Linked DNA regions of Homo sapiens: region 1 is linked to region 2. A link is an interaction called in ENCODE POLR2A ChIA-PET data of the cell type or tissue named here. Cell type or tissue: OCI-LY7. All regions are shown on one strand.

Region 1 (8,000 bases), 200 kb before region 2:
TTAGGAATTAGATGACATTTCTGGCCAGGCACAGTGGCTCACACCTGTAATCCCAGCACTTTAGGAGGTAGAGATGGGTGGAACACTTGAGGTCAGGAGTTCAAGACCAGCCTAGCCAACATGGTGAAACCCCATCTCTACTAAAAATACAAAAATTAGCTGGGCATGATGGCACGTGCTGTAATCCCAGTTACTCAGGAGGGTAAAGCAGGAAAATCACTTGAACCTAGGAGGTGGAGGTTGCAGTGAGCCGAGACTGTGCCACTGCATTCCGGCCTGAGTGACAGAGCGAGACTCCATCTCAAAAAAAAAAAAAAAAAATCTGGCTCCAAATCATCTTTACTAGCTTTATGTCTTATTTTTATGTCAGATTTTCCAGGTGCCCTGATCCTGTTAATGCCATCATTTCCTTACCTGTTATTTATTTTTCTTTGTAAATATAACCACAAAGAGACCATAAACTACAGTGGTCTGGAGCAAAAGCTCTGAGGTCTAACTGCCAGTATTCCCAACTTTGCCACTTACTAGCTGTGTAACCATGGACAATTACTTTGCCTACCCCTCTAACTCTCACTTCCTCATCTACAAGATCAAGCTAATAGCGTTTTTTTGTTGTTATTTTGTTTTTGTTTGTTTGTTTTTTTGAGGCACAATCTTGCTCTGTCGCCCAAGCTGGAGTGCAGTGGTGCAATCTCAGCTCACTGCAACCTCCGCCTCCCAGGTTCAAGCAATACCTCGCCTCAGCCTCCCAAGTAGCTGGGATTACAGGAGCCCACCACCATGCCCGGCTAATTTTTGTATTTTTAGTAGAGACGGGGTTTCACCATCTTGACCAGGCTGGTCTTGTACTCCTGACCTCATGATCTACCCGCCTCAGCCTCCCACAGTGCTGGGATTATAGGCATCAGCTACCACGCCCAGCCGCTAATAGCCTTTTAAAAAATATGGTTCTTAAGAAGATAACTCAGTGAGTTAATATACATTAAGTACTCAACAGGGTGTATTAAATGTTCAATAAATGTTAGCAATTAACATTATTATTATATTAGTCAAGTACTTCTTCGAATACCAATTCCTCTGCTAGATATCCCCAAGTATTTATCATATCATTCATAAATGATATGTGGTTGTATTTTGAAAGAAAAATAAACAACAGGTAAGGAAATGATGGCATTAACAGGATCAGGGCACCTGGAAAATCTGACATAAAAATAAGACATAAAGCCATCATATCATTCATTATTTATCATATCATTCATAAATACCACTTTCTTCACAGAATTTTTTTATAGCACTTACTGCCTATAATTATGAAAAAGTCCTTATAAGAGCATATGTTATCTTCTCATGGTTATGTCTTATTTAAACCCCTAACTTAATCATAAGCACCATAATATTAATAATAGGTTCTGATTTCACTGATTTCACATTACTCCCTTCTTTCCACAAATATCTTTTTTTTTTTTTTTTTTGAGACGGAGTCTTGCTCTGTTGCCCAGGCTGGAGTGGAGTGGCGTGATCTTGGCTCACTGCAACCTATGCCTCCCTGGTTCAAGTGATTCTCCTGCTTCAGCCTCCCAAGTATCTGGGATTACAGGGACCCGCCACCATGCCCAGCTAATTTTTGTATCTTTAGTAGAAACGGGCTTTTGCCATGTTGGCCAGGTTGGTCTTGAACTCCTGACCTCAGGTGATCCACCTGCCTCGGGCTCCCAAAGTGCTGGGATTACAGGCGTGAGCCACCACACCTGGTCCATAAATATCTTAGCAGCCTCTATGTTCCATGCACCTGGACTCACTGTACATATGAGATAATTTAAAATATCTGTGGAGCTGGGCATAGTAGTCCCAGCTACTTAGGAAGCTGAATCAAGAGGGTCACTTGAACCCAGGAGTTAGAGGCTGCAGTGCACTGTGATTGTGCCCATGAACAGCCATCTCTAAACTAAAAAGTAAAAAAAAAAAAAAATTGTGGCTAATCAACGATGTTCCATCATTGCTCTTCCCCATTAGACCTCACAATATGTATTTTCTTTTTTCTTTTTTCTTTTTTTTTCTGAGACAGAGTCTCGCTCTGTTGCCCAGGCTGGAGTGCAGTGGCGCGATCTCGGCTCACTGCAAGCTCCGCCTCCTGGGTTCATGCCATTCTCCTGCCTCAGCCCTCCTGAGTAGCTGGGACTACAGGCGCCTGCCAACACGCCTGGCTAATTTTTTTTTATTTTTAGTAGAGAAGGGGTTTCACCGCGTTAGCCAGGATGGTCTTGATCTCCTGACCTTGTGATCCACCCACCTCAGCCTCCCAAAGTACTGGGATTACAGGCGTGAGCCACCACGCCTGGCACAAAATGTATTTTTAAAATGTTCTATTGTGAAATATTTCATATACAATAACATATAAGAAATATACACTCAATTTATAAAACATTAAACAACTCTGTTAAAACCACACAAAAGGCCAAGCACAGTGGCTCACACCTGTAATCCCAGCTACTGGGGAGGCTGAGGCACGACAATCACTTGAACCTGGGAGGCAGAGATTGCAGTGAGCTGAGATCGTGCCACTGCACTCCAGCCTGGGTTAACAGGGCAAGACCTAGTCTCTAAAATATAATAATTTTTTAATGAAAAAAATTAAAAATATTAACTCTGCCAAAACTGCACAATAAACATCTAGTTCACATTTGTCCTCTGGAGGCTGAGGTGGGAGGACTGCTTGAACCCAGGAATTCAAGAGTTTGAGGTTGTGGTGAGCTATGATCACACCCCTGAACTCTAGCCTGGGCAACAAAGCAAGACCCTTTTTCAAAACAAAAAAAAAAATCCCCAAATTTATAGAACATTGTCAACACCTTGGAAGCCCCTGCATGCCTCTAACAGATTATGTCTATCAACCACTCTTGTGGCTGGCAAAAAATCACATTACTTTTAAAAAAGCTTTACTACCTATGCATGTTTAAATTACATATTAATTGTTTTTTTATTTGTTTTGTTTTGTTTTGAGATGGCTCTATCACCCAGGCTGGAGTACAGTGGCACGATCTCAGCTGACTGCAACTTCCGCCTCCCAGGTTCAAGCGATTCTCCTGCCTCAGCCTCCCGAGTAGCTGGAATTACAGGCACGTGCCACCACACCCAGCTAATTTTTGTATTTTTAGTAGAGACAGGGTTTCGCCATGGTGGCCAGGCTGGTCTGGAACTCCTGACCTCAAGTGATCCGCCCACCTCGGCCTCCCAAAGTGCTAGGATTACAGGCGTCAGCCACCATGCCCAGCATTACATAGTACATTTTATCTGTTTTTGAATCATAAGGCATGTATTCCCTTAACTAAATATTATGTATCTGATATTTATCCATGTTAATGTGTGTTCCTGTAGTTTCTTCATTTTCACTGCTGTGCAATATTACACTGCATAATTTTACAATTTAGTACTGGGATTCATTGACTTGTTTACAGTTTGGGGCTACTACAATACGTTCTTGTACATGTATCCTAGTGCGCATGTGCAAAAGTTTTCTTGGGACTATATTTAGAAGTGTAATTTCCAGGTTGTGGGATATGTTCATGTTCAACTTCACCAGGTAATGACAAACTCGTGGGGTTTTTTTGTTTTTTTTTGAGACAGAGTTTCATTCCATGGCCCAGGCTGGAGTGCAGTGGCGCGATCTAGGCTCACTGCAACCTCCACCTCCTGGGTTCAAGCGATTCCCCTGCCTCAGACTCCTGAGTAGCTGGGATTACAGGCGCGCACCACCATGCCCGGCTAATTTTTGTATTTTTAGTAGAGACAGGGTTTCACCATGTTGGTCAGGCTGGTCTCAAACTCCTGACCTCGTGATCCGCCCACCTCAGCCTCCCAAAGTGCTGGATTACAGGCGTGAGCCACCGCACCCGGCCAAACTTGTTTTTTTAACTGGTTTTACTACACTCCTATATGCTGTGTGTGAGAGCACTTATTGTTCCACATCCTCACAAACACTTACTATCACACTTCTACCAATCTAGTGGGTGTGTAATGGTATATTGATATGGTTTTTATTTTCCTGTGCTTGGTTATTGAGTTTTCTCCCCCTATTTATAAGCCACTTGAGTGTCTTCTTTTGTAAATTATTGAAGGCTTTTCTCATTTTTCTATTGAGCTGTGCATTTTTTTTAGGTATTATATTAATACAAGTATTTTTATTCTGAACACTATTCCTTTGTTAGATGTTAACACTGCAAATATCTTCTCTCAGTTTATGGCTTGTCTCTTTGCTCTTTTATATTATATTTTTGTGAACACTCTTAACTTTGTATTCTTTATTGATTATGCTTTTTGTGTCTTTGTGTTTAAATCAGTCCCTACCTTCAGGTCATAAGGATATTCTACGTTATCTTCTAAAGGAAATTTTGAAGTTTTGCTTTTCACATTTTAGTCTTCAACCAACCTGGCTTTGATTTTTGTGTGTGGTATCAGGTAGGGTGTGTGTGTGGTATCAATTTATTTTTTCCATAATGATAACTACTGCCATAAGAACAATTCTAAAGGTCCATAAATTTCCTATTTATCTAGAAAATCATCAGTGTTATATAACAATCTTTTATATTGTCTCCTAATTAAGTCTCTGCACATAATTAGTGCTTTATAATAAGTCTTGAATTAGCTTGGAATGTCCAATAATAACAAAACCTGCGGGGTTTTGACTAGGATTGCATATAATCAATATGGGAAGAATGGATAGCTTACAATATTGAGACTTCTATGAACAAGGAATATCACTTCATTTATTTATTTTACTCTTGAGTAGCTGGGACTACAGGTGTGTGCCATCACGCCTGGCTAATTTTTTGTATTTTTAGCAGAGACAGGGTTTCACCATGTTGGCCAGGCTGGTCTCGAACTCCTGACCTCAAGGGATCCACTTGACTCGGCCTCGCAAAGTGCTGGGATTACAGGCATGAGCTACTGCGCCCAGCCTCCCCTCATTTATTTAGATAATATATTCTTTGAGTTTTTTGTTGTTTTCTTTTTTTTGGTTTTGGTTTTTTTGAGACATGTCACCCAGGCTGGAGTGCAATGGCGCAACCTCAGCTCACTGTGACTTCTACCTCCCAGGCTCAAGCCATCCTTCCACCTCAGCCTCTTGAGTAGCTGGGACTCAGGCACCCATCAACACGCCCAGCTAATTTTTGTATTTTTGGTAAAGACATGGTTTCACCGTGTTTCCCAGGCTGGTCTTAAACTCCTCCACTCAAGCGATACTCCCGCCTCGGCTTCCCAAAGTGCTAGGATTACAGGCACCACACCCAGCCTGACATTTAACATCTTCTAATGAGGTGGTATGTTTTCTGCACAAAAGCTCTTATGCCAGGTATTTCCTATTTTTATGATATTGTAAATAATAGCTTTAGATTTCTTTTGCCTGGTTTTGGCATGCAGAAATACAATGGATTTTTTTTTTTTTTTGAGATGGAGTCTTGCTCTGTTGCCCAGGCTGGAGTGCACTGCCACAATCTCGGCTCACTGCAACTTCCACCTCCGGGTTCAAGTGATTCTCCTACCTCAGCGTACCAAGTAGCTGGATTACAGGTGTGCACCATTACGCCTGGCTAATTTTTGTATTTTTAGTAGAGACAGGGGTCTCACCATGTTGCCCAGGCTGATCTCAAACTCCTGGCCTTAAGTGATCCACCACCTCAGCCTCCCAGAGTGCTGGGATTACAGGCATGGGCCATCGTGCCCGGCCTTGATTTCTGATTACTAACTTTGTCTGTCATCCTTGCTAAACTTTTAGTTTTATATGCTGTCCTATTCTTATATTTCTATCTTCTTTTTAATTCATTAGGTATGTTTATCTAATATTACTTCTTTCTCTTTACTAATTTTTTTGTTTTTTTGTATCAGTCTTGCTCCATCGCTTAGGCTGGAGTATAGTGGCAGTGATCTTGGCTCACTGCAACCTCCACCTGCCGGGTTGAAGTGATTCTCCTGCCTCAGCCTCCTGAGTAGCTGGGACTACAGGTGTGCACCACCACATGCAGCTAATTTTTGTAGTTTTAGTAGAGACAGGGTTTCACCATGTTGGCCAGGCTAGTCTTGAACTCCTGACCTCAAATGATTCGCCCGCGTTGGCCTCCCAAAGTGCTGAGACTACAGGCATGAGCCACCATGCCCAGACACCTTTAAGAATTTAAAGGTTTCTGTTCTTTTGTTAGCTGTCACAGAAGTTAGATCATGTCATCTGTAATCCCAGCTGAGTGAGGCAGGAGGATCATTTGGGCCCAGGAGTTTGAGACCAGCCTGGGCAACATAGCGAGATCCCATCTCTGTGTTTTTTGTTTGTTTTGAGATGGAGTTTTGCTCTTGTCACCCAGGCTGGAGTGTAATGGCATGATCTCTGCTCACTGCCACCTCCGTCTCCCAGGTTAAAGCGATTCTCCTGCCTCAGGTTCCTGAGTAGCTGGGATTATAGGCATGCATCAGCACGCCCAACTAATTTTTGTATTTTTAGTAGAGATGGGGTTTCACCAGGTTGGCCACGCTGGTCTCAAACTCCTGACCTCAAGTGATCTGCCTGTCTAGCCTCCCAAAGTTCTAGGATTACTGGCGTGAGCCACCACATCCGACCTACACCTCACCTCTTTAAAAATTATTTAAAAATTTGAGGCCAGCCATGGTGGCTCACTCCTGTAATCCCAGCACTTTGGGAAGCCGAAGCGGGCAGACCACCTGAGGTCAGGAGTTAGAGACCAGCCTGGCCAACATGGTGAAACCCCATGTCTTCTAAAAATACAAAAAATTAGCCAGGCTCAGTGGTGTGTGCCTGTAATTTCAGCTACTCGAGAGGCTGAGGCAGGAGAATCACTTGAACCTGGGAGGTGGAGGGTGCAGAGAGCTGAGATCACACCACTGCACCCAGCCTGGGTGACAGTGTGAGACTTTGTCTCAAAATAAAAATAAAATATAAAAATTTGAAAAAGAAAAAGAAATTACAACGTGCATTTTTAACTTATCAAAGTTCAAAGTTAATCACCACACTTCCTGCTTCCCTAATGACACAGGAAACTTAGAACACTACTTCATTCATCACTATCACCCCTCGCCCGTATATTTATATGCTATATTCAAAAATTTTTTAATCCCCCAAGACTACAGTTTTATACAATTGATATTTATTTAGATTTGCCTTCATATTTACCATTTTCTCTGTCCTTCATTTTTTGTCTTGCATCACAGATCTTGTATGTGAGATCACTTTTCTTTTGCCTGATATATATACTTTTGTGTTTCCTTTAGGGAGGGCCTGACAGTAATTGTCTCAGTCTGTTTCTGAAAACACCTTCATTCACTCTCCTTTTTTTTTTTTTTTTTTTTTTTTAAGAGACAAGATTTCACTATGCTGCCCAGGCTGGTCTCAAAGTGATCCTTCTGCCTCAGCCTGCTACCAGGCCCAGCTTTGTCCTTGTTCTTGAAAGATGTTTTTGCTGGGTAGATTCCAGATTGACACTTACTCCTCCCTCAGCACATTAAAAATATTCCATTGTCTTCTGGTTTCACTGCTGCTATTGTCACCCTCTCCCTTTTCTGTAGGTAATTTATGTTCTCTCTGACAATTTTTAAGAACTTCTTTTTGCCTTTAGTGTTCTCTAATTTCACAAGAATATGTCCAGGTAGGGATATTATATTTATTCTTCTTGAGATTATTTGGCTTCTTAAATCTGTGGGTTGATATTTTTCAGTGGTCTTCAAAAATGCTGAATCATAATCTCTTCAAATGTGATTATTCTATCCTCCATGACTCTTAACCTGTTATATTTTCTACTTCTTGTCTTCTGGGTAATTGCCTTAGATTTGCCACTTCTCTCTTCAAATGTGTCTAATCTATCATTGTATCCATAGAGGTTGTTGTTGTTGTTGTTGTTGTTCTAAGACGGAGTCTCACTTTGTCGCCCAGGCTGGAGTGTGGAGTGGTGCCATCTCAGTTCACTGCAACCTCTGCCTCCTGGTTCAAGTGATTCTCT
Region 2 (8,000 bases):
CTAGGCAACATAGTGAAACCTCATCTTTACTAAAAACCAAAAAAATTAGCCAGACATGATGGCATGTGCCTGTATTCCCAGCTACTTGGGAGGCTGAGGCTAGAGTACTGCTTGAGCCCAGGAGGTCAAGGCTGTAGTAAGCTATGATCACTCCATTGTACTCCAGCTTGTATGACAGAGTGAGACCCTGTCTCAATAAAAACAAGGTACATTGCTTAGAGAAGCCTAATCCTAGGAGTTCTATCCTAGAAACTGCTATCTTGGACTCTGGTTTCTTTCTTTCTTTCTTTTTTTTTTTTTTTTTTTGAGACAGAGTCTTTCTCTGTTGCCCAAGCTGGAGTGCAGTGGCACGATCTCAGCTCACTGCAAACTCTGCCTCCTGGGTTCAAGCAATTATCACACCTCAGCCTCTGGAGTAGCTGGGACCACAGGTGCGCACCACCATGCCCGGCTAATTTTTGTGTTTTTAGTAGAGATGGGGTTTCGCCATGTTGGCCAGGCTGGTGTCAAACTCCTGGCCTCAAATGATCTGCTGCCTTGGCCTCCCAAAGTGCTGGGATTACAGGCCTGAGCCCCTCTGCCTGGCCGACTCTGATTTATCTCTTATCAACACCCGTGCCTCCCCTGACTCAATTTTTAATTTGTCCCGCTCATTTTACCTAAGGAATGACTCTCCTGTTGGTTTTCCTTATCTTTATTCTCTTTTTTTTTTTTTTTTTTTTTTTTTTTTTTGACAAAATCTCCCTTTGTCAAACAAGCTGGAGTGCAATGGGGTGATCTCGGGTTACTCAACCTCCGCCTCCCGGGTTCAGGGGATTTTTTCACCTCACCCTTCCGAGCAGCTGGGATTACAGGCATGGGCCACCACACCTGGCTAATTTTTGGGTTTTTAATAAAAAAGGGGGTTCACCATGTTGGCCGGGCTGGGCTAACTCATGGGCTCAACTGGCCAAGGGTCTGAAAATGTAGGCCTGAACCACTGCACCTGGCCGGCATTTCGTTGGCTTTTAGTTCAAATAAAATTCTACTTCCTGTCCTAAAGGGGAAGTGAGATATGTAGATAGACAACACAGTTTAGTAAGAGCCTCAACAGAAGCACACACTGGTGGCAATCCAAATTTTGCTGGGGTATGGGAAGTCAGCAAATAGTAATTAGAATAGCTGCCATTTTTAATTGCAATTGCAAGACTGTGCCCTACAGTTTAAATACTTTATCTGATTTAAGCTGCAGAGAAGGCTTTGATGTTCTCAGCTGGATAAACTGAGGTTTAGAGAGGTTTGTGTTTAGGACCTTCTCCAAGGTCACATATGTAACAGGTGCAGAGCCAGGACTGCAGGCTGGTTTGTCTGACTTCAGAACCTGTGATACACTGAACAAGGCCAAGAGGTTCAGCAGTGGAGACCCCTTTCTTCTTCGTGGATCTCCAGCACTTGGTTTAAATGGCCAGGTGAGCCCTTATGCTTGGGGAAATGTCTGACTTGTTTGAGAACAGGCACCATATCTTGTTCATCACTGCATGCTTAATGCCTAGCAGGGTCCAGGCACTCAGTAGTTGCTTTCTGAATTAGATTATCCCATTGAAAACCTACACTTCAACCCACATTACTCTTCACTCTTGCACATTGTCTTCTTCCTCTTAATAAGTCAAACTTGTTGAAAGTATTGCCCATCTACACACCTTCTGATTCTTCACTTCTGATCATATGTTAACCCACTCCAGCCTGGTTTCTGTCCCCACAACTTCAGCAAAATACCTTTGTCACCACTGACCTCCATGCTGCCAAAAACAATGAACATCTCTCTTTTCTCATATCAGTAGCTCTGTGAGCAACATTCAACGCAGTTGCCTTCCCCTTCCTTCCTGATATATTTGGTCTCTTGGCTTCATAATACTACTCTTTCCTTCATCAGCTCTAAGTAGCATAATATTACCCTCTACCTCAATTCTCCTTTATTTCCTTAGCTGGGACTTTTTTTATCTCCCCAAACTCTGTGTTCTTCAGACTTGGCTCTGGGCCCCCATTCTTTATTTCTCTATGCTCTCTTTCACAAGTCTAAATAGTACTTATATGTGGATGGCTTTTAAAATTATATCTCCCCCTGCAAAACTCATTTCTGAGCTCCATGCTTGTACATCCAACTGGCTACTTGACATATCTACATAGCTGGCTTCCAGATATCTCAAACTTAACGTGTCCCAAAATGAACTCGGGTTTTCCCGTCAGAACTCTTCACACTCCAGGTTTCTCCATTTCAGTTAATGACATGGCCATTCTCTCTGTTCCTCACACCAGTTAGGGGAATGTGTTGATGCTTCCCTTCACTTTACCCCCACATTCAATCCGCTGGATGTGAACTTCCAAAGTTCATCTCTAATCCATTGACTTCCTCTCATTTACACCCTCATGCTCCTGGCTACATCATTTCTCATCTGGGGTACTGCGGTAGCCATCTAACTAGTCTCCCCATTTTATTTTATTTTATTTTATTTTATTTATTTTATTTTTTTTGAGATGAAGTCTCGCCCTGTTGCCAGGCTTGAGTGCAGTGGCACAATCTCGGCTCACTGCAACCTCCGCCTCCTGGGTTCTAGCGATTCTTGTGCCTCAGCCTCCTAAGTAGCTGGGACTACAGGCGCCTGCCACCACGCCCAGCTAATTTTTGTACTTTTAGTAAAGACGGGGTTTCACCATGTGGGCCAGGATGGTCTCAGTCTCCTGACCTCGTGATCCACTGCCTCGGCCTCCCAAAGTGCTGGGATTACAGGCGTGAGCCACCGCGGCTGGCCGATTATTTAGATTATTAAAGGTCACTGCAGTCCCGTTTCAAGCTCCAATATCATGTCTGTTTTAAAGCATCCTGCTCCGCTATTGTTGGCTAGATTGTAGTGGGAGTGCTGGGAGGGGTGACGGTTAGAGACTCTTTCCCTGCTCCTCTGGCACCAGCACCTTAGAGAAGGGTGGGGATAGTCTAGTTCTGAGATGTCTTTCTATCACACTTCTCAGCCTCAGGATTGGGAAAGGGGAGAGATGTAAAGGAGGGGGTAATCATTTTGGCCTCACCCTGGTTTGATGTGCTTCTAACTGATGCTGATATATATTCTCTACTGATGTGGAGGTCTCTACTGAGATGGTGGTCAGGGTTCTTCCTGATGTGAAATCCAGCTCCCTCAGATATGGGGGTGGAACTGCCCAGAGAAGAACAGCTGTATCTACGACTGGTCCTGAAAGTGGTCCTTGTTCCAAGCCCCCTCTCTGGGTAAGGTTTACCTTACCTGGCCCAGCCACTGCTTTTTCCCTAACCTCAGTGGTTTTCTCAATAGACCCACCAGAATGGCTGAGGATCTCTTCTCTTCCTGCCCAGGGGTGCAGAGATCAGAGTTGGGTAAGAAGTCACCCCATCTTCTTTTTAGGCATATTCCACCAATACCTCTTCAAGCTCTGCTGGCCTGGGCTACTCCATCCTTCAGAAATCCCCAGATGAGAAGCAGGCACCAGAATGTTCACACATGGTGAGCTCTCTCAGGAACTCACCACACTCCCCTCTGCTTTGATGGGGGCACCAGAATGAGCTGGCAGTTTTTGCAGCTCAGTATGCACCCAGCTGGGAAGGCATTTTTCTTTTCTTTGTATTTATTCATTTTTAATGTTTTAAAAATTCAACTTTTATTTTAGAGACAGTGGGTACATGTACAGGTTGGTCTACATATATTGAACCCAGGTAGTAAGCATGGTACCCAAAAGGTAGTTTTTCAACCCACTCTCCCCTCCCTCCACCTCCTAGTAGTCTGCAGTATCTATTGTTCCCATGCTTATGTCCATGTGTGCTCAATGTTTAGCTCCCACATATACATGAGGACATGTGGTATTTGGTTTTCAGTTCTTGTGTTAATTCACTTAGGATTATGGCTTCCAGCTGCATCCATGTTGCTACAAAGGACATAATTTCATTATTTTTTATGGCTGTGTAGTATTCCATAGCATGTATGTACCACATTTTCTTTATCCAGCCCACCACTCATGGGCACCTAGGTTGATTCCATGTCTTTACTATTGTGAATAGTGTGGCAATGAACATATGAGTATGTATATCTTTTTGGCATAATGATCTATTTTCCTTTGGGTATACACTTAGCAATGGGATTGCTCGGTCTAATGGCAGCTCTGTTTTGAGTTCTTTGAGAAATCTCCAAACTGCTTTCCACAGTGGCTGAACTAATTTACCTCCCCACCAACAGTGTATAAATGTCCCCTTTTCTCTGCAGCCTCATCAGCATCTGTTGCTTTTTGACTTTTTTTTAATTTTATTTTATGTATTTGTTTACTTTTACTGAGACAGGGTCTCACTCTGTCATCCAAGCTGAAGTGCAGTGGTGCAATCACAGCTCACTGCAGCCTCAAACTCCCAGGCTCAGGTGATCCTCCCACCTCAGCCTCCTGAGTAGCTGGGACTATAAGCATATGCAACTGCACTTTGCTACTTTTTTGTATTTTTTTTTCCCAGAGATGGGATTTTGCTATGTTGCCCAGGCTGGTTTTGAACTCCTGGGCTCAAGTGATCTGCCAGCCTTGGCTTCTCAAAGTGCTGGGATTATAGGCATGAGCCATCACGCCTAGCCTGACTTTTTAATAATTGCCTCTGGCTGCTGTGAGATGGTATCTCATTGTGGTTTTCATTTGCATTTCTCTGATGATTAGTGATGTGGAGCATTTTTTTGGTATGTTCGTTGGTCACTTGTATGTCTTTTTTTGAGAAGTATCTGTTCATGTCCTTTGCCTGTTTGTTTTTTGCTTGTTGATTTGTTTAAGTTATTTATAGGTTCTGGATATTAGATCTTTGTTGGATGCATAGTTCGTGAATATTTTCTCCCATTCTGTATATTGTCTGTTTACTTTGTTGATAGTTTCAAAGAAAATGAAATACCTGGGAATATAGCTAACCAAGGAGGTGAACAGTCTCTGCAAGGAGAACTGCAAAACACTACTGAAAGAAATGAGAGACGACACAAATAAATGGAAAAACATTCCATGTTCATGGATTAGAAGAATCAATATTGTTAATATGGCCATACTGCCCAAAGCAATGTACAGATTCAATGGCATTCCTCTCAAACTACCAATGTTATTCTTTGCAGAATTAGAAAAAGCTATTCTAAAATTCATATGGAAGAAAAAAAAAGAGCCAAAATAGTCAAAACAATCCTAGGCAAAAAGAACAAAAGCTGGAGGCATCACATTACCCAACTTCAAACTATACTATAAGGCTGCAGTAACCAAAACAGCATGGTACTGGTACAAAAACAAACACATAAACCAAAGGAGCAGATTAGAAAACTCAAAAATAAAGCTGCACACCTATAACCATGTGATCGTCAACAAGGCTGACAAAAACAAGCAATGGGGAAAAGACTTCCTATTCAATAAATGGTGCTGGAATAACTGGCTAGCCATATGCAGAAGATTGAAACTAGCCCCTTACTTTTCACCATATACAAAAATTAACAAGATGAATTAAAGAGGTCAGGCGTGGTGGTTCATGCCTGTAATCCTAGCACTTTAGAAGGTGGGCAGATTTCTTGAGCTCAGGAGTTCAGCCTGGGCAACATGGCCAAACCCGTTTCTACTGAAAATACAAAAAGGTAACTGGGTGTGGTGGTGCATGCCTGTAGTCCCAGCCACTCAAGAGGCTGAGGCAGAAGAATTGCTTGTACCTGGGAGGCAGAAGTTGCAGTAAGCCGAGATCAAGCTACTGCACTCCAGCCTGGGCGATGGAGTGAGACTCTGTCTCAAAAAAAAAAAAAAAAAAAAAAAAGATGGAGTAAAGAAGTAAAGATTTAAATATAAGACTCATACAATAAAATTCCTAGAAGAAAACCCAGGAAATACCCTTCTTGACATTGGCCTTGGCAAAGAATTTTTGGCAGAGTCCCCAAAGACAATTGCAACAAAAACAAAAATTGACAGGTGGGATCTAATTAAACTAAAGAGCTTCTACACAGTGTTCTTCTTTTCCTCTCTGAATCCCAAATCTATATGAAGAAATCACCAGTCTCCACAAACACTGTACTCCCCACGGACTGACAACCGTGCTCTCTCCCCCATTCCTTTCCTCAGTCTTCTCCTTATATGGACTGGAGGGTGCAATGGGGATGAGGAGGTGGTTGGTTGCTGAAGGCCTACACTGCTACCTCTTCATAAGCCTTGGGGGCTTATGAGATCTGGCTCTACTTCTTGGATGTTCTCTCTACAATGTGGGGTACTTGGAGCTTCTTTGGTCTCAGCTGTGGTCAGAGGGAAAAAAAATATTACTCAACAGCTTGTTTTCCAAACTTGGGTCAAAAGCAGCCATCTTGCAATCCTCTAACTTACTAGGTTCACTTTTTACAATCTCTAATTATGGGAAAAAATCCAGGTCCATTCTCAGAGAACAGTATGCTTTATTTCAAACCACATTGTTTAAAACATATTTGCAAAAACTCTAGCCGATGACCTACTTGTACCTTTGGTGAAATGGCTGAGGGAATTTACAGTAACTCTAGGCTGGGCTCTATGGGCCTTGTTCCTGCATGATCTGACCTGTGGCAAGTGTGCAATGCACTGTGATCTTTGTTTACTCCTGTTTAGGGTTGGACTTAGTACTGTCCAAATAGTACCATGCTTCTCTTTAACACAAAGTCCTCAATCTATTTACCTTTCTGGTAAAGATGCTTGCGAAATTCACTCATCCATTTATTTATTTATTTATTTAACATGTATTTAATGAACTCCTAGTATTGGCAGGAACTCTTCTAGACCCTGGGAATACAGTAGGGAATAAGGCAGAGAAGACTAGTGCTCTCATGCAGCTGATGTTTCACTGGAAGAGTTATTATCAAGCTAGTTGATGTAATTGAATTACATTATGTTGTACATGTATTTGTATATATGCTATACTGCTGCCAAGTTTAGGTTGCAGCTATATAGCATTTGGTTAATAATCCCAACACTTAATCCTATCAGACCAGATTTGAATTTCAGCTTTGTCATTGACTCTGTGGTAGCTAAGGGCATGACATGAAAACATGCTTATGTTAAATTGCCAAATGAAAACGTGGACTATAAAATGGTAGATATTGTATCACTTGGTGTTTATGTATTCATATATCTATAAACACTTAGAAAATAGATTAGAGACCAAGTATGAAGATTCTACAGTGGTTCTCCTTACCCCTCCCCCAGCCTTGGCTGATGAAATTAGTATTGCTTTTTATTTTTATCCTTATACTTATTTTGTATTTTTCAAGTTTCCATCAGTGAACATGTCCACTCAGCTAAGACTCGTTCAACCGACCTATGTCACGGGCACCTTCGCAGGTACTGAATATCCATAGTGAAAAACCCAACTACACTGTTCCTGTCCTGATTGGGATTCCAGTGTTCAGACAAGGACAAATAACAAATATTTTATTTATAATATAGTTTAGAGTTTATAACCCTCTCTCTTTTTCTTTCTCTCTCTCTTTCTCTCTCCTTCTATGGACTAGAGGGTGCGATGAGAATGAGGAAGTGGTTGGTTGCTGAAGCCAATTCTGTACACAAACACAACACATATACAACACACACACACAATACACAAATACACCACACACACACCACATACATACACCACACAGACACACACACCACACACACACATACACAGACCACACACACATACCACACACATACACCACTCACACACACACACCCCCCACACACCCCATATACTCCATACACACAGCACATACACACACCACACACCCCCAACACCCCCTCACACACACACACCACACACACACCACACATATACACACCACACACATACACCACATATACCACACACACACACTCTCCACACACAAGACGCACACCCCCCCCACACCACACACACATACACACACCACACAGCAATACATATGCAAACACATAGGTACACATAATGCATACAAATTAATAAAGATTGCAATGAAATATGCTCCATA

The links. Peaks named below come from ENCODE experiments on the same cell type or tissue, not always from the same donor. Only the 100,000 strongest peaks of a DNase experiment are listed, where the experiment ranks them.
Region 1: POLR2A ChIA-PET joins it to region 2 with 6 read pairs; 3 of 35 experiments call an interaction of 5 or more read pairs at or near these places.

Annotation. Positions count from the first base shown.
Region 1 is chr11:18,419,999-18,427,998 of GRCh38, reverse strand. All of the region lies in intron 3 of LDHC (lactate dehydrogenase C), which reads right to left. Among named protein-coding and RNA genes, the nearest start is that of LDHC, 12 kb to the right of the region's middle. In OCI-LY7, no CTCF peak of the experiment used is centred here; no DNase peak of the experiment used is centred here.
Region 2 is chr11:18,222,768-18,230,767 of GRCh38, reverse strand. No RefSeq gene overlaps it. Among named protein-coding and RNA genes, the nearest start is that of SAA4, 10 kb to the left of the region's middle. RefSeq lists a silencer at 1,338-1,387. In OCI-LY7, no CTCF peak of the experiment used is centred here; DNase peaks (open chromatin) are centred at 1,067, 3,517 and 4,687; H3K4me3 peaks cover 3,745 bases; H3K27ac peaks cover 7,126 bases.